7 separate regions of the Homo sapiens genome follow, and regions 1, 2, 3, 5, 6 and 7 are each linked to region 4. Evidence: chromatin contacts called from ENCODE Hi-C or POLR2A ChIA-PET data. All regions are on one chromosome and are shown on one strand. The core of a region is the stretch at or near the end of the contact, and the rest is flanking DNA. Distances in the headings are between cores, read along the strand shown.

Region 1 (3,236 bases), core at 144-2,643, 770 kb before region 4:
TAATCCCAGAGCTTCTGGAGGCCAGGGTGGGAGGCTTGCTTGAGACCAGGAGTTTGAGGTCAACCTAAGCATCATAGTGAGACCCTGTCTCTCCAAAATTAAAAATACAAAAGTTAGCCACATGTGGTGATGCGTGCCTGTAGTCCCAGCTACCTGGGAGGCTGAGACAGGAGGATTACTTGAGCCCTGAAGATTGAGGCTGTAGTGAGCCATGATTGCACCAATGCACTGCAGCCTGGGCCACAGAGCAAGACCGTTTCTTTCTTTCTTTCTTTCTTTTTTGAGGCGGCGTTTCACTCTTGTTATCCAGGCTGGAGTGCAATGGCGCGGTCTTGGCTCACTGCAACCTCTGCCTCCTGGGTCAAGCGATTCTCCTGCCTCAGCCTCCAAAGTAGCTGGGATTACAGGCACCTGTCACCACGCTCGGCTAATTTTTGTATTTTTAATAGAGACGGGTTTCACCTTGTTGGCCAGGCTGGTCTCAAACTCCTGACCTCAGGTGATCCGCCCGCCTCGGCCTCCCAAAGTGCTGGGATTACAGGCGTGAGTCACCGCGCCCGTCTCAAGACCCTGTTTCTGAAATAAATAAAAAGAGGAAAGAAGAGAAAATGCTGCTGGAAGGAGTAGGGCCTGAGTTAGGGGGAACCGCACACACCCCCTGGAGGAACTTGAAACCCTCAGTCCGGTGACCCGTTTGTGGGAGGACGTTGGTTGGACGGGGAGGGTCGCGCGCACAGGCCTGGGAGTCACAGACGCCTGACTCACTGCGAGCCTCGGGCAACTCTGTTCCTCGCCTGTAAAATGAGAGTGAAATTTGCGTCACCACGTGGGGCTCTTTGCAGGCAACGCTCGTTAAAGGCCAGCTGGTACTATTATGTTGATTACCCCCATCATTACCGTTAGTAACCAATTAATTAGTGTTGTTGCGTCCTCTCCGCGCCCGATCGCGTCTCTCTAGGCCGGGGAGTCAGCGGACCCCGAGGCCAGCTCGGGCTCAGACCTCCCCCCAACCCCAAATCCAGAGCCCGTCCCACTCGCTCCACCCCGGCCCGCAGTGGGCTGTCCAGCTCCGGGTGGACTGGGGTGGTGCGGGCCTGGAGGCCGGGTCTGGGTGGGAGCCGGCGGTGCCCTCTGGTCCATTTCCTTCCCCAGTCTATGGGGGTGCCGGCCACTCCTGCGGCGCGCTCGGGGTTCGCCCTCATACCCGGCGGGCGCTAGGACCGCGTGGGCGCCCGTCGTAGAGGCGGAACGAGCCCTGCGGCCACGCCCCTCTCCTCTCTCCTTGGCGATTGGCTGCGGTTCCCCGGGGCGCGGCTCCGATTGGCTCAGGCACCGGAACCTCCCCGCCCTGCCCCGCCCGGCGCAGTCGCCCGGCTCTGGGGCCCGGCGGCTGCAGAGTCGAGCGTGGGGCGGACGCGGCGGACGTGGGTGAGGGCGCGGCCGTAAGAGAGCGGGACGCGGGGTGCCCGGCGCGTGGTGGGGGTCCCCGGCGCCTGCCCCCACGGCACCCAAGAAGGCCTGGCCAGGGTACCCTCCGCGGAGCCCGGGGGTGGGGGGCGCGGGCCCGGCGCCGCGATGGGCCCGGGACCCCCAGCGGCCGGAGCGGCGCCGTCCCCGCGGCCGCTGTCCCTGGTGGCGCGGCTGAGCTACGCCGTGGGCCACTTCCTCAACGACCTGTGCGCGTCCATGTGGTTCACCTACCTGCTGCTCTACCTGCACTCGGTGCGCGCCTACAGCTCCCGCGGCGCGGGGCTGCTGCTGCTGCTGGGCCAGGTGGCCGACGGGCTGTGCACACCGCTCGTGGGCTACGAGGCCGACCGCGCCGCCAGCTGCTGCGCCCGCTACGGCCCGCGCAAGGCCTGGCACCTGGTCGGTAAGCGTCCCGGCCCCGCCACCTGTCGGGCAGCCCCTCCGAGACTCCGCGACCCGGGCGCCTCCTCCCTCTGACTCACCACCCGCCGTCTGCCTGCCTCAGGATCGGAGTCTCCCCTCGGTCTGTCTGTCCCGTGGCCCGAGCTTCCCTGCACTGTCTGTCCACGGCCTTAACCTCCCCTATGTATCTGTCTGCCCTATGAGCTGAGTTTTCACCCCTCTGTCTGTCCCCTGGCCCGAACCTCCCCTGTCTGTCTGTCTGTGCCCATGGCCTGAGCTTCCTCCATCAGTCCCACCACCCAGCCCCCTCTCTCTGCCTGCCTGGGACCTAAGTCTCCCCTGTTTGTCTGCCCCATGAGCTGAGTTTTCACCCCTCTGGCTGTTCCGTGGCCTGAGCCTCCCCCGTCTGTCTGACTACCCAGTGGCCCCTCTGTGGTGTCACTCCTGAGCCTCCCCTGCCTGTCCCACCATCCAGCATCCCCCGTCTTTCTGCCCCATGGCCTGAGCCTCCCCCGTCTGACTGTGCTGTGCCTCCCCCATCTGTCTGACTGTGCAGTGCCTCCCCCATCTGTCCAACTGTGCAGGGCTTCTCTATCTGCCTGAGCCATGAGCCTCCCCCATCTGTCTGTTTAACTGCCCCGTATCCCCTCTGTCTGTCCCTTGGTCCAGCCTCCCCTGTCTGCCTCAGAGCTGCTGTCTGACCTGCGGGGCCCTCACCATCTGACTACATGACTTTCTAGTGGGAATGCCTTTGTTTGTCTGAGCCCCCGGGCCACCCTGAACCCTCTGGAGGGTTGGTGGTGACTGCTCAGCGCCTCCTTTGTCAGTCTGTCTAGCCTGAGCTCGTCTATTAGGGTGACCAACTGGGACAGCTATGGCTGAGGGACAGTCAGGCCCCCTAGAGCCTCCTCTCTCTCTGTGTGTTCTGCCAGGGCAACCTGGTGCGTCAGCAGTTTGAGGGTGCTGCTCCGGGAGTTGAGAGTTGGGAGCCGCCTGGGTGGGACTGGAGGGTCAGGGGTCTCTGCCCTGTTCTTGCATTGCCTCTATCTGTCTGGCCAGGGTCAGGGACCCCCTAGGTCTGGGGGAGCTGCCCTGATTAGAGAGGGCTGTTGGGAGGGCAGGAGGCTGGCGTCATGGGCTGGGTCACCCTGCCCCAGTGCCCATCGATAAGACTGCAGGGCTGCCTCCCAGCGGCCCTCCTCTCCCCTCCCGGACCCTGGGCCTGAAGATTAGCCGGCCTCCTTCCCTGCTCTTCTTGCCCTCACAGAAGTGCCGGCTGCGTCCTGGCATTTGGGACACATGTGGCATTTCAGCAGGCAGGGCCAGGAATCCTGCTCAGTTCTTGGAATTCCAGGTGGCAGGAG
Region 2 (3,425 bases), core at 192-2,691, 650 kb before region 4:
TTGAGACCAGACTGGCCAACATGGTGAAACACTGTCTCTACTAAAAATATAAAGATTAGCCGGGTGTGGTGGTGGGTGCCTGTAATCCCAGCTACTTGGGAGGCTGAGGCAGGAGAATTGCTTGAACTCAGGAGGAAGGGTTGCAGTGAGCCAAGATCTCGCCACTGCACTCCAGCCTGGGTGACAGAGCAAGACTCCATCTCAAAAAACAAAAATTAAAAAAAAATAAGAGGGGCCCGGCATGGTGGCTCACACCTGGAATCCCAGCACTTTGGGAGGACGAGGCAGGAGGAAAGATCACACTTGAACTCAGGAGTTCAAGACCAGCTTAGGCAACATAGTGAGACCCCATCTCTACCAAAAAAAAAAAAAAAAAAAAAAAAAAAATTAACGGCGCATGGCAGTATGCACCTGCAGTCCGATACTTGGGAGGCTGAGGCAGGAGGATCACTTGAACCTGGGAGGTCGAGGCTGCAGTGAGCCAAGATTGCACCCCGGCACTCCAGCCTGGGCAGCAGACCGAGACTCCGTTTCAAAAACAAACAAACAAACAAACAAACAAAAACAGAGGCCGGGCGTGGTGGCTCACGCCTGTAATCCCAGAACTTTGGGAGGCCGAGGCGGGCGAATCACCTGAGGTCGGGAGTTTGAGACCAGCCTGACCAACATGGTGAAACCCCGTCTGTACTAAAAATAGAAAAAATTAGCCGGGCATGGTGGTGCATGCCTGTAATCCCAGTTACTTGGGAGGCTGAGGTAGGACAATTGCTTGAACCAGGGAGGTGGAGGCTGCAGTGAGCGGAGATCGCGCCATTGCACTCCAGCCTGGGCAACAAGAGCGAAACTCCATCTCAAAAAAAAGAAAGAAAGAAAGAAAGAAAGAAAGACACCCCAGAGAGGACCCTTCTGAAGACAGAAAAGCAAGAGGATAAAATCTTCCTAGAAAACGACGCCATGGGAATGGAGACCCTACAGAAAGGAGACGAGTCTCCTGCAGAACCAGAAGATCCCATGGAGATGGGAACCTGGTTAAAAAAAAAAGTAACCTCAAGAAGGACCCCAATGAGAAGGGATCCGGCATCTCAGGACCTTCTAGAGGGGAAGAGGACAAACAGGGTCCCTACAGACGAGGGATTCTATGACAGATCCCAGGAAGAGGCGCCCTGTTGATCAGAGTCACTACTGAGTCCATCCTGCAGCTCGGGGACCCCACAGAGATGTGGCATTCACGGCCGGAGGGCAGGAGAGTCAGGCAGGGGACAGTCTCTGCCCTCCTTCGCCGCAGCGGAACCAAAGAGATCCGAGAACGCGAACCCGGACCGTACTTCCAGCCAAGCGCAGCTCGGGACGACTACAATTCCCAGGAGGCCCCGCGGCTCCAGGCCGGCTTCCTGCCCCGCGGCGCCCGCGCAGTGGCTGCCGGAAGACGTAGTTCCCGCCACGGTGACTCAGACCGGAAGGCCGGCTCCGCCCCCGCCACCAGCCCTACCTCCTTCCATGTCCTCCGTCCAGTTGCGGCTGCTACTCGTGGGCGAGCTGGGCGAAGTGTAGTAATCGCCGCCAGGGCTCGTGTCCACGTCTTCCTCCATCGAGCCCGATTTGTGCCGCTTGCTCCTTATGGGCGAGGGAAGGGGAGAGGCTGGTTACCAGGGAGACGCGGGGCGGGGGGCGCGACGGCGGGCTTTGCTACTTCCGGTCCTTAAGTGAGCGGGGGCGAGGGAGGTAGTATCGCGAGACATCGCGGGAGCCGCGGGCGTTCAGCCCGTTCCCTACGAACGCCTGTTCCAACCTGTCCATTGCTTGGATGGGACACCCGGGCCAGAGGCAGGGAGGGTCTCAACACAGGTCGGACACCAAGCTAGCATGGTGGAGACCAAAACCCAGGCAGCCTGGCTAATCTCCTGGCCACCTGTAGTCCTCAGAACTGCCTGTTAGGGGTATGATCCCATTTTATGGATGGGGAAACTGGGGCACACACAGTGTGACCTGCTCGAGGTCACAAAGCATATCTCAGCAACAACCTGTGTCTGCATTCTTCTGGGTGGGGAGGGTCCTAAGGGCTGGCTGAGCCGGCAGGACTTGAGGCTGGGGGAGCCCACGGTGGGCTGTCAGGGCTAGGGGAAGAGGCACGTGGGGCTGGCTGGGTTTTGAAGGATGAGATGAGTAGGAGTTTCTCAGGCCAGGTGAATCGTGAAAAGAGGTATTCCAGGGAGAGGAATGAGTCAGCTCGGGCCAGAGGGGATGGGTTGATGAATGGGGTCATGAAATGCCCAGAGGTGGGGACCTGGGTACTTACCCACTGGAGGAGGTGCTGGGCAGCGTTCTTCTGAGGCCAGTGCTGGCTGGGTTCAGGTCGTATGCCAGGTGCCCCTGCAGCTCCCCCAGGGAGAAGTTGGGTCCTGTTCCAGTCACCACGGGTGCTGCAGAGGGTGACAGAGGAGAGTGAGGCAGGAAGCAGTGCCCAGTGCTGCGGTTTGCTTTAGAGAGGTAGGGAAAGCCACTGGGTGCAGTCCAAAGGGGGACCCCCTTCCCATATTGGCCCGGTTCCTAGGGTGGCTGAAACCAGTTTTATTCTATGGATCAGAGGACCAAGGCCATGGGGAGAGGCCAAGAGCACACTGTGAGGCAGAGGTGTAGCCAAAGCTGGAGGCCAGGCTCTGCTGATCTGGACAGGGAAGGTGTCAGTCAGGGCTAAAGAAGGACAGCGCCCAGGACTCGCTGGGGTGGGATTCAGACAGTGTGTGACGGAATGTGCTGGGTCCCCAGCAGGTCAGCAGAGAAAGCAAGGGGACAGGAGGGGCGGGGTCCTTTGGGGTCTCCTGGGACAGGACAGTGGAGGCCCCAGGGAGGAGGAGGGATGCTGGGGCAGAAGTTTCCTTAGTTGCCATCCAGCATTTAGATTCTGTTTCCTGGAGAGGTGGGAGGGAGCCCTGACCTTGGGCTCTGGGAAGGGCCTGGCCACCTCCCTTTCTAGGAACCTTGGCTTAGTGACACAGGGGGTTGTCTGGAAAGGACAAGGAGTAGGGTGAGGGGGGTGGGCTCCTTCCTCCCTGCGGCCCCCTCCCCTCTCCAAGACCCAGCTCAGGGCTGACGGGAACACTCACTCCGGGACACTTGGATGAGCTCAGTGACGCTGAACACGCCGGAGGTGACAAAGCTCTCCTGGAAGTCGGTCGTGTCTGGAACAGGAAGACAGCGGGGTCAGTAGGCTGAGCTGGGCCTGTTTCCCTTCCCCACACTCCAGGGCTGCCTGGACTCCTGGGGGCTGGCCCGAGCCTGGACGTTCCCCCTGTCCATCCTGTGCTGTGGGGGAATGACAGCTCCAGTCTGATGGGGAAGGCCCCGTGGGGGGTCCTTGTCCAGTGTGGGCCTTCACACAGCCTTCATCCGGGTTCCCCCATGCTGTGGAATGCTGCATTCAAGTG
Region 3 (3,219 bases), core at 630-3,129, 840 kb before region 4:
GACTGAGCCACCGCGCCCGGCCCATGCAAGTGATCTCTTAATGTGCTGCAAGGATGCATCTGAATTTTGGGAAGCACAGGGTCAGGCCTTCGCTTTGTTTTGGGCCATCCCATCAGCATGACAACCCACATCTCAGGACCGGCAAGGTCATCATCTAGAGCGGCAGGAGATGGTCTCTTCTTCCTCTGTAAGGTTCCATCCTTGCCTTAACACCAAGCAAAGCATACAAAGCCAGCGTTTACGGGGATGTTATGAAGTTGTATTCCAAGATAAACGTTTTATTTATTTATTTATTTATTTATTTATTTATTTGAGACGGGGACTTGCTCTGTCGCCCAGGTTGGAGTGCAATGATGCGATCTCAACTCACAGGAACCTCTGCCTCCTGGGTTCAAGCGATTCTTCTGCCTCAGCCTCCCGAGTAGCTGGAATTACAAGCATGCCACCATGCCCAGCTAATTTTTGTATTTTTAGTAGAGACGGGGTTTCGCCATGTTGGACAGGCTGGTCTCGAACTCCTGACCTCAAGATCCACCTGCCACGGCCTCCCAAAGTGTTGGGATTACAGGCATGAGCCACTGCACCCCACTCAAGATAAACATTTTAATTTTCTTTTTTTTTTTGAGACGGAGTCTTGCTCTATCGCCGAGGCCATAGCGCAGTGGCACGATCTCGGCTCACTGCGACCTCCGCCTCCCAGGTTCAAGCAATTCTCCCTGCCTCAACCTCCCAAGTAGCTGGGATCACAGGTGCATGCCACCACACCCGGCTAATTTTTGTATTATTTAGTAGAGATAGGGTTTCACCATATTGGCCAGGCTGGTCTTGAACTCCCGACCTCAGGTGATCCGCCCGCCTCGGCCTCTCAAAGTGCTGGGGTTACAGGCGTGAGCCACCGTGCCCGGCCAAGATAAATATTTTAAAAGTTAGCTTAAATTACTATCATCCTCCATAAACAGGCCTTCCCAGCCCCGAGTGGTTAGAACTGCACGGGGTGGTGGTAGCAGCCACCATGGGCTAGGGGAGCTCAGGATGGGACATCAGCGTCTTCTAGGTCTCTGGCCTCCAGCCTTGCCCCTGAAGTCCGTCCTCCCACGCCAAACTTGTTTCAACAGCAAGTCCCCCAAACCCTGCTCACAACCCTCCCACGGGTCCCCAGCACCCACACCACAAAGCTGGGCAGCCTGGGTTGAGAAGGCAAGTGTTAAGAGTGACTTTCCCTCTCTGAGCCTCAGTTTCCCCGTCTCTAAAATGGGTTGATGGGGGAATACAGGGAGTTATCAAAGTTTTTGTTTTTTTTTAAAGCTTAACTCCCAAAATACATAGGTGTTCATTGGCAGGTGGTGGAGCATAACGATGACTCTCATAAGAAGGCTTTTCAGTTTCTGTCCCCGCGCCCGCCCTCTGCCCTCTGGAGCTGCCTGGCACCTAACACCTTCCCGGTTCCTCGCCTTTCGGGGACCTCGCTCCCCGGACACGCCTCTCCTCGGCCACGCCCCTGGCCACGCCAATGAAGCGCTACTTCCGACCTAGACCCGCTTCTTATTGGTCTCGCCTCGGCAGGCCCCTCCCTGCACAAGGTTCCTAGTTTGCCCTTGCCCCGCCCACAGTTTCTCAGGCCCCCTGAGGCGTGGGGACCCGCCTAGGGCTGCCTCCAGCACTGCCTGAAAGGAGACTCCGCCACCCTGGAGGCAACAATCCCACTGGAGTCAATCACGCGGTCCACATTTGCAGACGTAGTGGAAAGTCTGGGGTGTCGGAGTCCTTGCGGGCTGGGGCGACGGGATGGGTTGCTCTTTCCCGGCTCAGGCGCAAACGGGGCAGCCTGGAGAGCGCCGTGGGCGAGGAAGGCCCCCAGCGCAGGCTTCGGCTATTGGTGTTGGTGCCGCGGCCACTGGCCCAGCCGATGGGTCGGGACACACGCTCGCGCTCGCGGTCCGCGGGTCGCCGGGGCCGAAGGCGGCAGAGTCAGAGCGGGAGCCGAAGTCGGAGCAGGAGCCATGGGCGGCGAAACCGACGGCGCCGGGAGGACGAGGGACGGCGCAGACGGAGGCGGCGGAGCCGGGAGCGCAGGTGGGGTCGCTGCGGGAGCAGCGCTGGGGATCCGGCTCCTACCTCAGGAGCGCCCGACCGAGGGTTGGAGATCCCGGGGAACCGGGAAACCCCCGACTTACTCGGGGAGGGCTTCCTAGAGAAGGGGACAATTGACCACCGGTTGGAATTAACCTGGCAGCGGAAGGAAGGCGAGAGGCGTTCCAGGCAGGGGACCGGGCGGTTGGAGGGACAGCCCGGAGCCGGGTGAGCGAGGCGGCGGGGAGGTAACGAGAGATCAGATCATATCATATCGAGCCCTGTGTGCTCAGCACATTAGATCTTGGCTATTAGTCGGAGGGAAATGGAGAGTCTTGAGAGGAGTTTGGGTAGGGGAGTGACGTGGACTGACTTAACTCTGCATACTTTCTGGCTTTGAGGTGGAGAAGGGATGGAGCGGGGTAGGCAGGAGCGGCATCAGAGTAGGACGGCACAATTGTCCAGACAGTAGATGATGGCAGTCTCGATGGGAGGGAGGCTGTAGTCAACCACAGCGGGCAAAGTGCGTAGATTTCAGAGGGATTCTGGAAGTAGAGGAGACAACATTTGCTAATGGAGGTGGGCTGTGGGAGGGAAAAAGACTCGGTGTCAGCTGGCAGGACTCACAGCTGATTCCTAGTGCCTGAATCTCAGCTTCCCCATGGTCCTTTTCTTCTGGAGATGGGGCACTTGGTCGGATTTGCCTTGAGCCGGCTCCAGTACAGAGAAACCAAAATGGGGACAGGGACTGATTCCCAGACCGGGGCCCCAGTGCTGGCTCAGCCCCTTCGTGGCTGACACTCAGGCCAGTCTTGCCCCGCTCTGGGCCAAGTTCACTCATCGGTTGTTGGTTTTTTTGTTTGTTTGTTTTTGAGACGGAGTCTTGCTCTGTCGCCCAGGCTGGGGTGCAGTGGCACGATCTCGGCTGTTACCTCTGCCTCCTGGGTTCAAGCGATTCTTCAGCCTCAGCCTCCCCGGTAGCTGGGGTTACAGGTGCTTGTTGCCACACCCAGCTAATTTTTGAATTTTTTCGTAGAGCTGGGATTTCTCCATATTGGCCAGGCAGGTCTTGAACTCCTGGCCTCAAGTGATCTGCCCGCCTCGGCCTCCCAAAGTGCTGGGATTACAGGCGTGAGCCACCGCGCCTGC
Region 4 (3,014 bases), core at 1-2,500:
GTGGTGGGCGCCTGAAATCCCAGCTGCTTGGGAGGCTGAAGCAGCATAGCTTGAACCCGGGAGGCGGAGGTTGCGGTGAGCCTGTGTGAGCAGAGATTGCACCACTACACCCCAGCCTGGGAGACACAGACTGTCTCAAAAAATAAACCAACAAATAAATAAATAAACAGTACACAGGTCACATCGCCCCTTTGCCTCTAAATTAAAAGGGTCTTGGCTGGGTACAGTGGCTCATGTCTGTAATCCCAGCACTTTGGGAGGCCGAGGCAGGTGGATTGCTTGAACCCAGGACTTCAAGACCAGCCTGGGCAACATGGCGAAACCTCGTTTCTACAAAAAATTAGCCAAGTGTGGTGGTGCAGGCCTGTAGTCCCAGTTACTCAGGTGGCTGAGGCGGGAGGATTGACTGAGTCCAAGAGTTCGAGGCTGCAGGGAGTCGTGATCGCACCACTGCACTCCCGCTTGGGAGACAAAGTAAATAAATAACAAAATTAAAAGGTCCCCTCGTTACGTTCCAGCCAAACTGACTTTCTGCTCTCCAAACACGTTCCCTCCTCCCGGGACGCCTCCTTCCCCGGTCTTGGCAGGACACTTGCTTCTCCCAATCAAGCAAGTCGACGCTCACCTCTTCAGAAAAGCCCCCCAGGAACCACCCTCTCTCTAAAAACGTGTCCCTGGGACTGCCCCGTTCGTGTTTATCTGCACCAGAGCACCGATCCCTCCCTATCTTCGATCCTCTCTTATTTAATTTTTGAATGTCTGTCTGTGGCTCTAGAATTCCAGGAAAACGGGACTGGAGTCGTTAAATCACGGCCTCCCCAGGGTCCGCCACGGGGCCCGACCCATCCGGAAGGGAAGCGCCATCAACTTTGCAGAATGAATGAAGCGCTGGAAAAGCTGGTTCATTCATTCGGCAAACGAGAGAGCAGGGTCGTCCACCTCCCCCGCTGCCCCTCCAGCCCGGCCGAGGGTGGCTCGGGGGTCGCTTCGCTCCAGCCTTAGGCCCAAGTCGCGACCCCGGGAGGAGCGAGGGTGCAGGGGACGCCCGGGTCCGGCGAGCGGGGTAGTCGGTACCTGCGGGGGGCTTCATGGCGGGTGGGTCTGCGCCTGCGGCTCCCTCCCTCCTTCCACCTGCTACGCGTCCAGCCACCTCGGCCACTGAGGCCGCCTGCCTCGGCCCAACCGCCGCCACCGCCGCCACGGCCGCCTGAGGACCAAGGGGCCCGCCGCCCGCGCTCCCGGGGCATGCTGGGGCGGCGCGCGCACAGGGAGGGCAGGACGCACGCGCCCCTGAGCCCCGCCCACAGCTAAAGGAGGAGGGCCGGGAGTGCGCTGGAGCCCTCTGCGCACTCGCCGTAACCCTCCCGGTCCGTTATTGGTCTCGGCGGTGCGTGGGCGGAGCCTCTTGCTCTACCATTCCAGAGCCGCTGGGGTGGCTAGGACGGACGGTTTCCTTGGAAACCGCGCACGCCGCTGACGCCTCTGAGCCTCTGCGCGGCTCATTGCGCTGAGACTTCGCTTGGGCTTCAGGCTACCGCGTTAATGTGTACTTGCCTCGCTTCTTATAGCTGTGTGTTGGGCCAGTGTTATTATTGATCGCTTACTGTATATCCCAGGCCCACTTTCCAGCATCTGAATCCGACGAATCAATTAAATTAACCAGAAGTTTTGGTGCTTTGGTTGTTTTTGAGACGGAGTCTCGCTCTGTCGCCCAGGCTGGAGTGCAGTAGCAGCAATCTCGGCTCACTGCAACCTCCGCCTCCCTGGTTCAAGTAATTTTCCTGCCTCAGCCTTTCCAGGAGCTGGGACTACAGGCGCCAGCCCCCACCCCGGCTAATTTTTGTATTTTTAGTAAAGAGGGGGTTTCACCATGTTGGCCAGGATGGTCTTGATCTCTTGACCTCGTGATCCGCCCGCCTCGGCCTCCCAAAGTGCTGGGATTACAGGTGTGAGCCACCGCGCCGGGCCAAGTTTTTTTTTTTTTTTTTTTTTTTGTCAGAAACAAAAGCAAGTAAACGGATTCATGTCAAATAACAGGTGTTGTGGAACAGTGCAGTAGCCTGACCTACATGCAGTGTTGTGGGTTAAAACAAAAAACATCTTGAACCATCTGTCTTGAACTGTTAGGGCACCCAGAAAAAACAATGTACTACAATTAAACTGGCAAAAACCAAAACAACCGACCTCCTTTCTTCCCTTTTTTTGTTTTTGTTTTGTTTTCTTTTGCTTTGGAGGGGCTGGAGGGAGTCTCGCTCAGTCGCCCAGGCTGGAGTGCAATGGCGCGATCTCGGCTCGCTGCAACCTCTGCCTCTCGGGTTCAAGCGATTCTCCTGTCTCAGCGTCCCGAGTAGCTGGGACTACAAATGCCCGCACCACGCCCGGCTAATTTTTGCATTTTTAGTAGATACAGGGTTTCACCGTGTTGGCCAGGCTGGTCTCGAACTCCTGACATCAAGTGATCTGCCCCCTGGCCTCCCAAAGTGCTGGGATTACAGGCGTGAGCCACCACGGCCGGCCTCACCTCCTTTATTTCTGCAAAAGAAATTAAAATAATCCACGCCATTAATCGTGCATGTATTTTGAGTAGGACGAAAATGAATTGGGAGAACATTTCTGGCAACTGTAACTTAGATGGTGATCAGTTTTCTGTCGTCCTTGGAAATGTCTCATCACATGTCTTGAGCAACACCAAGATTAATTTTACATCGGCGTTCATTTTCGCTGTTCCCTGTGCCTGGGGTCCGTTTGGACTTTCCTATCCTTGAAATCCAAATGTAAAGGATGATCTTTCCTACCCATCCCATGCGACTTAGCTCCCAGTGACAATCACACTACCTTCATTTTTTTTTTCTTAGTGTTTGCTGTGAAATTTGTTTCTCTATTTATGTACTAGTTTATTAGTTTATAGTCCGTCTACCCCAATGCAAAATAATGAGAGTAGACACTTTGCTGGTTTTTATGGCTGCTTTGCAATAAATATTGAATGAATATTAGGCACCTGCTGTCTACAAATG
Region 5 (3,044 bases), core at 172-2,671, 920 kb after region 4:
GAGAAGCCCCGAATCGGGTCAGGGCCTCTGTCCATGCCCAACCCAGAGCAGGAGGTCGCCGCAGGCCAAAGCAGCTCCGCCCCCTGGAGGCAGCTCCGGCCACTGCGCAGTCCCCGCCGCCCCGCCGGAGCTGGGAAGGGGCGGGAGCGCGGTCGCGACCGAGGGGGGCCGCCCAGTTTCTGTGCCCCCGCCGCCTTGGGCCTGCGAACTGGGCCATCCGCGTCCCTGGTGTCCCCCCTAATATTTAACAAGTTGGCCTGGACGTCCTCGCGGCCGGGAGGCCCGAATACCTGGCCTCAGTTTTCCCGTCCGAACCCCAAGAATCGATGCCTGGGAATGGAAAGAGAAGCCCCGGACCCCGGTGTCCCAGCAGGGCGGGGAACCTCTGACCCGCTCAGGCGCCCCCAGCCCAGCCCAGCCCTTTGCGTTCGGCCCCCTCTTCCCGTCCCCCTATCCCGACCCTCTGGGACCCAACCGGCCCTCCCCACCCCCAGTGGGGCGCGCTCTAGTAGCTCCGGAACTGGGTGCAAAAAGAGGAACGAACGCAGCCTTGCCCCACCCTCCCGGGCCCCGCCGCGGGCGCGGGATACCGGGTGTCTCGGCCGGGAGGCTCCGAGGGGCTCTGTGAGCGGCGAGGGGGAACCCCAGAGAAGAGGACGAGCAGATGCCTGAGTGCGGGGTCAAAGCAGGGCCCCAGGCCGGGAGAAGAGGGGGGAAGGGTCGCGCACGTGGCCTGGGGGCGGGGCCGGCCGCTTCCGCACCCCTCCAACCCCGGCCACGTGGGGATCGGAGCCCTCCTCCATCGCGAACGGGGGCGCGCCCGGGGCCAGGAGGGAAGCATCCGGGGAGGGGGCGGGCTCCCGCCGGCCGCGCGCCCCGGCGTGGGGTGGGCGCGCCAGCGAGGAGGCGGGGCGCGCTCTGGGAGGGAGGGGCGTGCCGGGATGGGGCGGGGCGCGCTCTCGGAAGGAGGGGCGTGCCGGAGAGGGGGCGGGGTCCTCGGCCTCCCGCCCCGGCTTGAGGGGGTGGTGCTCCGGGAAAGGGTACGGGGGCGCGCGCTGGAGTGGGGCGCGCCGGGAGGGGGCGGGGCTCCCGGCCTTGCACCCTAGCGCGGAGAAGGCGCGCTCCGGGCCTAAGACGCTAGGCGCTGGCGGAGGCCGGAGTGGGCGCGCCGGGGGGCGGGTTCCTCCGGCCCGAGCCCCGCCCCCGGCGGCCGCGCGCGGCTCGGAGAGTGGTGGAGGGCGCGCCGGGCGGGGGGCGTGGCTGCGGCGCCCCGAGGGGGCGTCCTCCGGGCGGGGCGGGCTGTGGCCGCCCCCGCGGGCTCCGGTGCGTCAGGACGCGTCAGGCGGGGCGGGGCAGGCCGAGCGCGGGCGTCGGCGGCGGCGCGCGCCGGGCCTCCTCCTCCTCCTCCTCCGCCTCCCGCACTCGAGCAGCCGCCGCCGGCCGGACGGACGCCGCTCCCGCCGCCTCCGCTCCGCCCGCCGCGCCGCGCGCCCTTGCTCGGCATGTCGGCGGCCGTGGCGTGCGTGGATTACTTCGCCGCCGACGTGCTCATGGCCATCTCTTCGGGCGCCGTGGTGCACCGCGGGCGGCCCGGCCCCGAGGGCGCGGGCCCCGCCGCCGGCCTGGATGTGCGCGCGGCGCGCCGCGAGGCCGCCTCACCCGGGACCCCGGGGCCACCCCCGCCGCCCCCCGCCGCTTCTGGCCCGGGCCCCGGCGCCGCCGCGGCGCCCCACCTGCTGGCCGCCAGCATCCTGGCCGACCTGCGCGGCGGACCCGGAGCCGCCCCGGGGGGCGCCTCGCCCGCCTCCTCCTCCTCAGCCGCCTCGTCCCCGTCCTCGGGCCGCGCCCCCGGCGCCGCGCCCTCCGCCGCCGCCAAGAGCCACCGCTGTCCCTTCCCGGACTGCGCCAAAGCCTACTACAAGTCCTCGCACCTAAAGTCGCACCTGCGGACGCACACAGGTGAGTGCAGCCGCGATCCCGGCCCTTGCGGGGGCGGCCGCCTGAGACCCCTCCCCCGCCAGGACCCCGAAACTGCGTGGCGCGTGGGGGGCGGGGAGGGGGGCGCGCCCGGGCCGCCGCCGCGCCGGCCGGCAGGGCGGGGCCTCGGTGGGTGGGGCGCGCGCGGGGGGCGTGGCGGCCACGCGGTCGGGCGGCGAGCGGATGGCCGCCCCGGCGGCAGTGGCGGGGGCTCCGGGGGCCCAGCGAGGTCTGCGGGCGGGATTGAGACTCCTGGGCAGACCACCTCTCTCCCTTTCTGGGCCTTGTTCCGTTTTTTTTTTTTTCTTTTGCGTTCTGGTCTGGGCGGTGGGCACCGTGGTTGGAGCATCCGGCTCTGGGGTTCTGGGTTCTCCCCCTCCCCCAGCCTCAGTTTCCTTATCTGTGAAAATGGAGGAGGAACCGCGTCGCCGCCGCCGGGGTGGCCGCGCGGATTCTCCCCAGAGGTCGGCAGAGCACCTGGCGTGGGGCCAGGATGGGGGGAGCCCGGCACGTTTTCTCTGCGTTCTCTGTATTTTAACGAGGGGGAGGGCGAGGCTAGGAGCGCGGGTTGGGGCCTGAGTCTGGGCGGGGGAACTTCATAGTATTGGAGGACCCTCGAGGGGCTCGGGTCCACACTGCTGTATTTCCCTGGCGTGTTTGTTCACCCCTACCTGGCGGGCGATTCGGGAAGGTGCGCGTAGTTGGAGCGCTTCGGCTACACCAACGCCCCTCCTAGCGCAGTCCCCGGGGCGGCGAGGGGAACCGGGAGCCTGGTGGGCCTGGCTGTATTTTTTCACTCCGTCCCCTCCTAGGGTTCCACTTTCTGGACTGGGAGTTTGGACTGGGCAACAGGGGACGGTGGGCCTTGATGGCCGGCCCTGGTTTGGGCATTAGAGGTGCTTGTCCCTTCCGGGGAGGGTGGGGGGCTGGGGGAAAGCTGTGCGGCTGCCCTTGGGCTTGGCATTCTGGCCTTGCCACCAAACAGAAGACCTCTACCCGATCTGGGTCTCAATTTTCTCATTTCTATCAAGAGTGCGATGCTGCCTCTATTTCATAGCCATAGCGGT
Region 6 (3,388 bases), core at 228-2,727, 610 kb after region 4:
CTTTTTTTTTTTTTTTGAGATGGAGTCTCGCGCAGTTGCCCAGGCTGGAGTGCAGTGGCACGATCTCAGCTCACTGCAAGCTCCGCCTCCTGGGTTCATGCCATTCTCACGTCCAGCCTAAAACAGGTGAACTTTATGATACGTGAACTGTCACAACAAGGATGTTATTTCAAAAAAAAGAGGAAAAATATTGCCAGGCGCAGTGGCTCACGCCTGTAATCCCAGCACTTTGGGAGGCAGGGCAGGCAGACCACGAGGTCAGGAGTTTGAGACCAGCCTGATTAACATGGTGAAACCCCGTCTCCACTAAAAATACAAAAACTAGCTGGGCCTGGTGGCACACATCTGTAATCCCAGCTACTCGGGAGGCTGAGGCAGGAGAATGGCTTGAACCCAGGAGGCGGAGGTTTCAGTAAGCCGAGATGGCGCCACTGCACTCCAGCCTGAGTAAAAAGAGTGAGACTCTGTCTTCAAAAAAAAAAAAAGAAAGAAAGAAAAGTGGCTGGCCGGGCACGGTGGCTCACACCTGTGATCCCAGCACTTTGGGAGCCCAAGGCGGGTGGATCATGAGGTCAGGAGATCGAGACCATCCTGGCTAACATGGTGAAACCCCATCTCTGCTAAAAATACAAAAAATTAGCTGGGCGTGGCGGCGGGCGCCTGTAGTCCCAGCTACTCGGGAGGCTGAGGCAGGGGAATCACTTGAACCCTGAAGGCGGAGCTTGCAGTGAGCAGAGATCGCGCCACTGCACTCCAGCCTGGGCCACAGAGCGAGACTCCGTCTCAAAAAAAAAAAAAAGGAAAGAAAAGAAAACAAAAAAGAAAAGTGCGTCCGAGGAGTGGGAGCTGCATGCTGTGCAGAACTCCACAGGCCCAGAGAGCCTCCAAGTGAGTTTCAGTCACTCCCTCCCAGGGCCTTCTTTCCTCCCCTGGGGTTTCCACACTAGCTGATGAATTACCTACAAGGTTATCACTATTTGCACAATGTGACCATCTGTTATCTTCACGTCCCTGGAGTCTGAGATACCAGGAAGGACGTGGAGCCGGGCAATCACTTCTGTGATTCCAATGCAAAAGCCGCCCCTTCTTTTCTCCAGGAAGCCCCACTTGTAACTGCCGCGCATACATTCTGGGCACTTGAATCTGTGTCTCCAGAGCTGCAGCCCGCAAACGAGGCCCAAATACACTCCCATTACGCTAACTTCACCTCAGGTCCTTCCCTCAGGGGGACACAGTGGGCGGGGACTGCACGCAGCAAGCCTGGATCTTGGCCAGGGCCTGCCGGACATGCATGGTCCCAGGAAGCACTCAGGAAATAAAAGCAGGGCTACCCCCAGGAGAAGGCATGTACACGAACACGGAGCGACACCCGGCGGCGGTCGGTGCCCGGGACCCCAGGCGATGAAAGGCACAGCTCTTGGCGTCTCCTGGCCCGCCCTCGGTGGTGGGGCTGCCCCAAGCTCTGTGAGTGATGAGCAGCATCCTTGGGCTTCCCCCACCCCGGTGGTGACAACCGCAAAGGTCTCTAGACGCCACCAGGTGTCCCCTGGGGGCAGAGCCACCTCCACCCCTGAGAACTGCTGTTTGAACCTTCCAGGGCCAGGAATTCATTCTTTCAGCCTACAGGCAGGAAGAAGAGGGCTCAGTACAATTCGGGACCAGAAGGGCTCAATGCAGGGATCCTCCAGGTAAAAGGCTCTGCCAGTGCCACAGCATTCTCGCAGTCCTTCCCCTGGAGGACTCCTCTGGGGCCCCTGCTGTACCTTAGACCCCACCACACAGCCTGAGGCTGAGGCCCAAAGCTTATCAAAGTTACCACTAGCCTGGGGCAACACAGCAAGGCCCCACCAAAAAATACAAAATTTAGCCAGGCGTGGTGGCTCATGCCTGTAATCCCAGCTACTCAGGAGGCTGAAGGAAGAGAATCCTTTCAGCCTGGGAGGCGGAGAATGCAGTCAGCAGATATCGAGCCACTGCACTCCAGCCTGGGTGACAAAGCAAGACCCTATCCCAAAAATAATGAGAGAAACAACACTCTAAAGGACAGGTTCTGGGAGACTCTTGGAGGGGGACAGGTTCCAGGAGACTCCTGGAGGGGGACAGGTCCCGGGAGACACACGTTCCGGGAGACTCCTGGAGGGAGTGGGCCCTTCCCCCATGCCTTGCCCTGAGGATCCATTTCTCAGTATTCATGGGCATCCCACAGATCGTCCTTTATCATTAACCAAAGGACCTAAGTGTTTCTCGGGAGTTCTGTGAGCCACTGAGGCAATGTAATCAAGCCGAGGTAAGGGTGACGGGAACCTGGATTTACAGCCGACCGGTCACTCAGAAGCACAGGTCACAACGTGAGGCCTCTAACTGGCATGGAAAGTGGGGGAGTCTTGGGGACTGAGCCCTTACCCCGTGGGATCTGAGCCTGTGTCGAGGTAGACATGCTGGAAGTGAGTTGAATCGGGGCTGCCCAGTAGGAAACACAGAACTGATGAATCCCCGGGTACCCGTATCTGGTTCCGCAACTCCTCTGTGTTGACTGCGGAGAGCACAGGAGGAACCGTGTTGGGTCCTTCCTACACCTCACACTGCTGGAAGATAAAAACAGCTCCAAGCAGTCCGTGCCCAGTGAGGCATGCAAAATGCATCAGGTCCAGAGAGACAAGAGCAAGGATTTCAGTCACGCCTCCCAACCACACCAGGGGCAAGCGTGGAAAGGCATCTATCTGTTCCTGCATCCTGGTCTCGGACACTATCTTCCTGTTCCTGGAATCTGTAACACCAAGAGTGATTTGCAGCCATCAATGGCCAATATTACTTGAACAAAAATTCTTTTTTCCTTTATCTAATTTTGTCTGTTTGTTTGAGACAGAGTCTCACTCTGTCGACCAGTCTGGAGTGTAATGGCATGATCTCAGCTCACTGCAGCCTCCCCCTCTCGGGTTCAAGCAATTCTCCGGATTATAGGCAACCGCCACCACGCCCAGCTAATTTTTGTATTTTTGGTAAATACGGGGTTTCGTCATGTTGGCCAAGCTGGTCTCGAACTCCTGACCGCAGGTGATCTGCCCGCCTTGGCCTCCCAAAGTGCCGGGATTACAGGCATGAGCCACCGTGCCTGGGCAACCGTGTGTTTTTTTTAATTAAACTTTTTATTTTAAGATAATTGTAGATTCACACTGTCGAGCTAAAGGAAAGGAACTGGAGCAAAATTAATATAAGTGGAGCATTTATTTGGGCCACATTTGAGGACTGCAACCTGGGAGCACAGGCTCGAATTACCCCAAATATACACTCTGATGAGCAGCAGATAACAAGCAGATTTTTAAAGGAAAAAAAGAGCTGGGCGTGGTGGCTCACACCTGTAATCCCAGCTACTCGGGAGGCTGAGGCA
Region 7 (3,255 bases), core at 413-2,912, 880 kb after region 4:
TGTGCACCACTATGCCTGGCTAATTTTTTATATTTTTAGTAGAGGTGGGATTTCACCATATTGGTCAGGCTGCTCTCGAACTCCTGACCTTGTGATATACCTGCCTAGGCCCCCCAAAGTGCTGGGATTACAGGCGTGAGCCACTGCGCCCAGCCTGGGGCTTGTTTCTTTACACACACACACACACACACACAATTTTTTTTTTTTTTTGAGACGGAGTCTCACTCTGTCGCCCAGGCTGGAGTGCAGTGGCACGATCCTGGCTCACTGCAAGCTCTGCCTCCTGAGTTCACACCATTTTCCTGCCTCAGCCTCCTTTGGGAGTAGCCGGGACCACAGGCGTCCACCACCATGCCTGGCTTTTTTTTATTTTTAGTAGAGACAGGGTTTCACCGTGTTAGCCAGGATGGTCTTGATCTCCTGATCTCGTGATCCACCCGCCTTGGCCTCCCAAAGTGCTAGGATTACAGGCGTGAGCCACCACGGCCGGCGCTACACGTATGTATTTTATTTATTTATTTAGAGACAGGGTCTCGCTCTGTTGCCCAGGCTGGAATGCAGTAGTGCCATCACAGTTCACTGCAGCCTCAACCTCCGGGGCTCAAGCAATCCTCCTGCCTCAGCCTCCCAAGTAGCTGGGACCACAGACATGTGTCACCATGCCTGGCTTATTAAAAAAAAATCTTTTTTTCTTTTTTTTGGAGAGTGAGTCTTGCTAGCTTGCTCAGCCTGGAGTACAATGGTGCCATCTTGGCTCACTGCAACCTCCACCTCCCAAGTCCAAGCGATTCTCCTGCCTTGGCCTCCCCAGTAGCTGGTTTTACAGGCGCGTGACACCACGCCCAGCTAATTTTTGTATTTTTGGCAGAGATGGAGTTTCACCATGTTAGACAGGCTGGTCTCGAACTCCGGACCTCAGGTGATCCACTCGCCTTGGCCTCCCAAAGTGCTGGGGTTATAGGGTGAGGAACTGCACCCAGCCGTCCTTGTTTCCACGGAGTCGATCCTCTGTTTCTGGCCACCCTACAAGGAGGCCTTCTCTGCAAGACAGCGGGGAACCTCGGTCCTCGGGGTAGTGTGTGGGAGATAACTGGGGGCCTGTGATACAAAAACCTGAAAAACTCATACTCTAGGTAACGATGAGGAACGATGGTCAATTCTGGGGATGTACCAAGGCCTAGGGGAATCTCCACATAAAGGCGAATCAGAGCTGGGGAGGAAGGACGCGAAGGCTACGGAAACTCGCGAGAGCGCGGTTCAGAGGCAGGGGACTGCGGGACATGACCTGAGGAAGGGCCACCGGAAGCAGCTGGAGGATACGGGGTCTCCCGCACCGACCATAAGGGCGCACACGCGCAGAAAGGCGCTAGGCCCGGGGGAGCGCGGTCCTGAGGCTTCCCCCAGGCCAGCGCCGCGCGCGCGCGCGCACGCGCATTCGCGCCGCCTCCCCGCGTCGCCCACCGGCCCGCCCGAGACGCGCGCGAGGCTGGCCTGGGCCCCCCGTTTTCTCCCCACAAACGGCCGGCGCCCCTCACCGCCGAGACCCCCCATGTCAGCCCCTACTCCCCCTCTGGGGAAGTCTGAGCCTGGAGAACCCGAGACCTCGGGGCCGCGCGCTTACCTGAGGGATCCGGGCGCGAGCGCAGCGCTTCGCCAAGTCTTAGCAACCGGCCCGGCCCAACCCACCTCACCCCGCCTCGTCTCCGCCTGGAGCCGCGGAGCACGACGGGAGCGTAGTTCCAGGGGCGGGATCTTCGCCAGGCCAAGGTGGGGCAAGGACTACAATTGCTAGTAGGCACTGCGCGCCGCCGCCTCGCCCCGCCCCGCTCCGGCACTGCGCTCACATGACCTCCGGGCGGCGGGAGGGGAGGAGAGGCGGGGCCGCTGCGCTGGGCGAGCGCTGAGTTTGCAGGTTCGAATCCCATCAAGCGGCCAGGGAAAACTCGGAACCCGGGGGATCTTTGGAAGGTTAGCAGAGTGGGAAGGATGAGGCAGAGGGGGTATATGACACCCGTCCCCTGAGTCCGGGATGGGGCCAGGTTCCAGTTCTGCCTGTTACTGCACTCCGGCGTGGGCCGCCCTCAGGTTTGAGTTTTCTCACCAGTAACGTAGGTGAAGAAGACCTCTTGCCTCTCCTGGGCCAAACAAGCACATTTTTTTTTTTTTTTTTGAGACGTAGCCTCAGTCTGTCACCCAGGCTGGAGTGCAGTGCTAGGCTCACTGCAACCTCCACCTCCTGGGTTCAAGCGATTTCTGGCTAGTTTTTGTACTTTTAGTAGAGAAGGGGTTTCACCAAAACATGCATATTTTATGAGCAATTTGTTACTCCTTCCAGTTGGACAGGTTTAACCAAGTGGTTCTCAACGGGAGGGAATTTGTCATCCCCTCCCCCAACAGCTTGACAGTGCCTGGCTGTAACCAGCTCAGGCTCCGATGCCAGAGTCTTGACAAACCAGTAAGGAGGAAAAAGTGCAGTGAAAGGAAGGTGACTTCCTTTCAGAGTTCGCAGCAGGGAGGCAGCTGGTTTAGGCCTCCAGAAACCCCTTCAAACTTGAGGCTGGGGTGAGGGGCTAAAAAAGGGGAACTGGGAATGGTGGGTGTGCAGGGGAGGTGCTGATTATAAGCTCTGTGTGTTCATGAATTTTGGTGGCTTAAAAGCGCAGGCTGGCCTCATCCTAATAAGGGCCGGGTTGCAGACCACCTTGAGGAAATCTCTGGGATTTTGCAGGTGGGTCTCCGTGCTTGGCCTGTCTCCAGATTAGCTCTAAAACGTTCTTTCTTTTTTCTTTTTTTTCGAGACAGTCTCGCTCTTGTCACCGAGGCTGGAGTGCAGCAGCACGATCTCAGCTCACCGCAACCTCCACCTCCCAGATTCAAGTGATTCTCCTGCCTCAGCCTCCCGAGTAGCTGGGATTACAGGCACACGCCACCACACCTGGCTAATTTTGTATTTTTAATAGAGATGGGGTTTCTCCATGTTGGTCAGGCTGGTCTCAAACTCCTGACTTCAGGTGATCTGCCCGCCTCGGCCTCCCAAAGTGCTGAGATTACAGGCGTGAGCCACCGTGCCCAGCCTGTTCCTGGAACTTTTAGGTAATCACATAATTAGATGCATACAGTTAGGTAAACCTGCAGAGTGTGAGGGAGTTTATGGTGAGAAAGGGGAGGACGTGTTTCAAAGAAAGTGCATTTCAAGGTCGGATGCGGTGGCTCATGCCTGTACTCCCAGCACTTTGAGAGGCCAAGGTGGGTGGA

Evidence for each region. Hi-C counts contacts between places; a loop is a spot of excess contacts on that map. ChIA-PET counts read pairs that join two places held with the same protein, here RNA polymerase II (POLR2A). Pooled maps may share reads with other maps.
Region 1: a map of naive thymus-derived CD4-positive, alpha-beta T cell shows a loop between it and region 4 (11-fold over the local background). The contact joins the promoter of MFSD12 here to the promoter of THOP1 in region 4. A Hi-C loop is called at or near these places in 1 of 168 maps with a recorded cell type or tissue (naive thymus-derived CD4-positive, alpha-beta T cell) and 5 of 50 pooled maps. POLR2A ChIA-PET finds 5 or more read pairs at or near these places in 2 of 52 experiments (H1 and activated CD4-positive, alpha-beta T cell).
Region 2: a map of naive thymus-derived CD4-positive, alpha-beta T cell shows a loop between it and region 4 (5-fold over the local background). The contact joins the enhancer-like site here to the promoter of THOP1 in region 4. A Hi-C loop is called at or near these places in 1 of 168 maps with a recorded cell type or tissue (naive thymus-derived CD4-positive, alpha-beta T cell) and 9 of 50 pooled maps. POLR2A ChIA-PET finds 5 or more read pairs at or near these places in 1 of 52 experiments (CD8-positive, alpha-beta memory T cell).
Region 3: a loop to region 4 is called in a map of ascending aorta, with 15 times the contacts of the local background. The contact joins the promoter of CACTIN here to the promoter of THOP1 in region 4. A Hi-C loop is called at or near these places in 1 of 168 maps with a recorded cell type or tissue (ascending aorta), 1 of 37 single-sample maps with no recorded cell type and 14 of 50 pooled maps.
Region 5: a loop to region 4 is called in a map of naive thymus-derived CD4-positive, alpha-beta T cell, with 9 times the contacts of the local background. The contact joins the promoter of KLF16 here to the promoter of THOP1 in region 4. A Hi-C loop is called at or near these places in 1 of 168 maps with a recorded cell type or tissue (naive thymus-derived CD4-positive, alpha-beta T cell), 5 of 37 single-sample maps with no recorded cell type and 11 of 50 pooled maps.
Region 6: a pooled map shows a loop between it and region 4 (7-fold over the local background). The contact joins the enhancer-like site here to the promoter of THOP1 in region 4. A Hi-C loop is called at or near these places in 2 of 168 maps with a recorded cell type or tissue (CD8-positive, alpha-beta T cell and naive thymus-derived CD4-positive, alpha-beta T cell), 19 of 37 single-sample maps with no recorded cell type and 12 of 50 pooled maps. POLR2A ChIA-PET finds 5 or more read pairs at or near these places in 1 of 52 experiments (HepG2).
Region 7: a loop to region 4 is called in a pooled map, with 10 times the contacts of the local background. The contact joins the promoter of SCAMP4 here to the promoter of THOP1 in region 4. A Hi-C loop is called at or near these places in 1 of 37 single-sample maps with no recorded cell type and 7 of 50 pooled maps.

Annotation. Positions count from the first base shown.
Region 1 is chr19:3,555,743-3,558,978 of GRCh38, reverse strand. It overlaps MFSD12 (major facilitator superfamily domain containing 12), which reads left to right and starts at 1,393. Exons shown (of 10, transcript NM_174983.5): 1 at 1,393-1,873. The coding sequence starts at 1,576. RefSeq lists an enhancer at 554-848 and silencers at 958-1,507, 1,548-1,617, 1,798-1,967.
Region 2 is chr19:3,433,272-3,436,696 of GRCh38, reverse strand. It overlaps NFIC (nuclear factor I C), which reads right to left. Exons shown (of 11, transcript NM_001245002.2): 4 at 3,105-3,179; 5 at 2,297-2,420; 6 at 1,490-1,614. Among named protein-coding and RNA genes, the nearest start is that of SMIM24, 46 kb to the left of the region's middle. RefSeq lists enhancers at 1,061-1,110, 1,037-1,814, 1,815-2,592. Within about 2 kb of position 1,441, at least 40 of the 41 ENCODE cell types and tissues checked have a DNase peak (open chromatin) inside an H3K27ac peak, as active enhancers do.
Region 3 is chr19:3,625,450-3,628,668 of GRCh38, reverse strand. It overlaps CACTIN (cactin, spliceosome C complex subunit), which reads left to right and starts at 1,879. Exons shown (of 10, transcript NM_001080543.2): 1 at 1,879-2,073. The coding sequence starts at 1,907. RefSeq lists enhancers at 1,546-1,915, 1,805-2,366, 2,367-2,928, 2,929-3,219.
Region 4 is chr19:2,783,739-2,786,752 of GRCh38, reverse strand. THOP1 (thimet oligopeptidase 1) reads right to left here and starts at 1,250. Exons shown (of 13, transcript NM_003249.5): 1 at 1,075-1,250. The coding sequence starts at 1,090. RefSeq lists silencers at 964-1,423, 1,454-1,563.
Region 5 is chr19:1,861,956-1,864,999 of GRCh38, reverse strand. It overlaps KLF16 (KLF transcription factor 16), which reads left to right and starts at 1,421. Exons shown (of 2, transcript NM_031918.4): 1 at 1,421-1,959. The coding sequence starts at 1,503. RefSeq lists silencers at 59-278, 349-1,448, 1,779-1,958, 2,009-2,178, a promoter at 328-1,532 and an enhancer at 2,993-3,044.
Region 6 is chr19:2,169,605-2,172,992 of GRCh38, reverse strand. All of the region lies in intron 1 of DOT1L (DOT1 like histone lysine methyltransferase), which reads right to left. Among named protein-coding and RNA genes, the nearest start is that of DOT1L, 7.4 kb to the right of the region's middle. RefSeq lists enhancers at 758-1,352, 1,438-1,807, 1,353-1,947, 3,138-3,388, 3,230-3,388. Within about 2 kb of position 1,477, at least 15 of the 41 ENCODE cell types and tissues checked have a DNase peak (open chromatin) inside an H3K27ac peak, as active enhancers do.
Region 7 is chr19:1,903,806-1,907,060 of GRCh38, reverse strand. It overlaps SCAMP4 (secretory carrier membrane protein 4), which reads right to left and starts at 1,662. Exons shown (of 7, transcript NM_079834.4): 1 at 1,622-1,662. ADAT3 (adenosine deaminase tRNA specific 3) reads right to left here and starts at 1,662. Exons shown (of 2, transcript NM_138422.4): 1 at 1,622-1,662. RefSeq lists enhancers at 1,159-1,248, 2,269-2,328, 2,609-2,668 and silencers at 1,409-1,558, 1,609-1,938.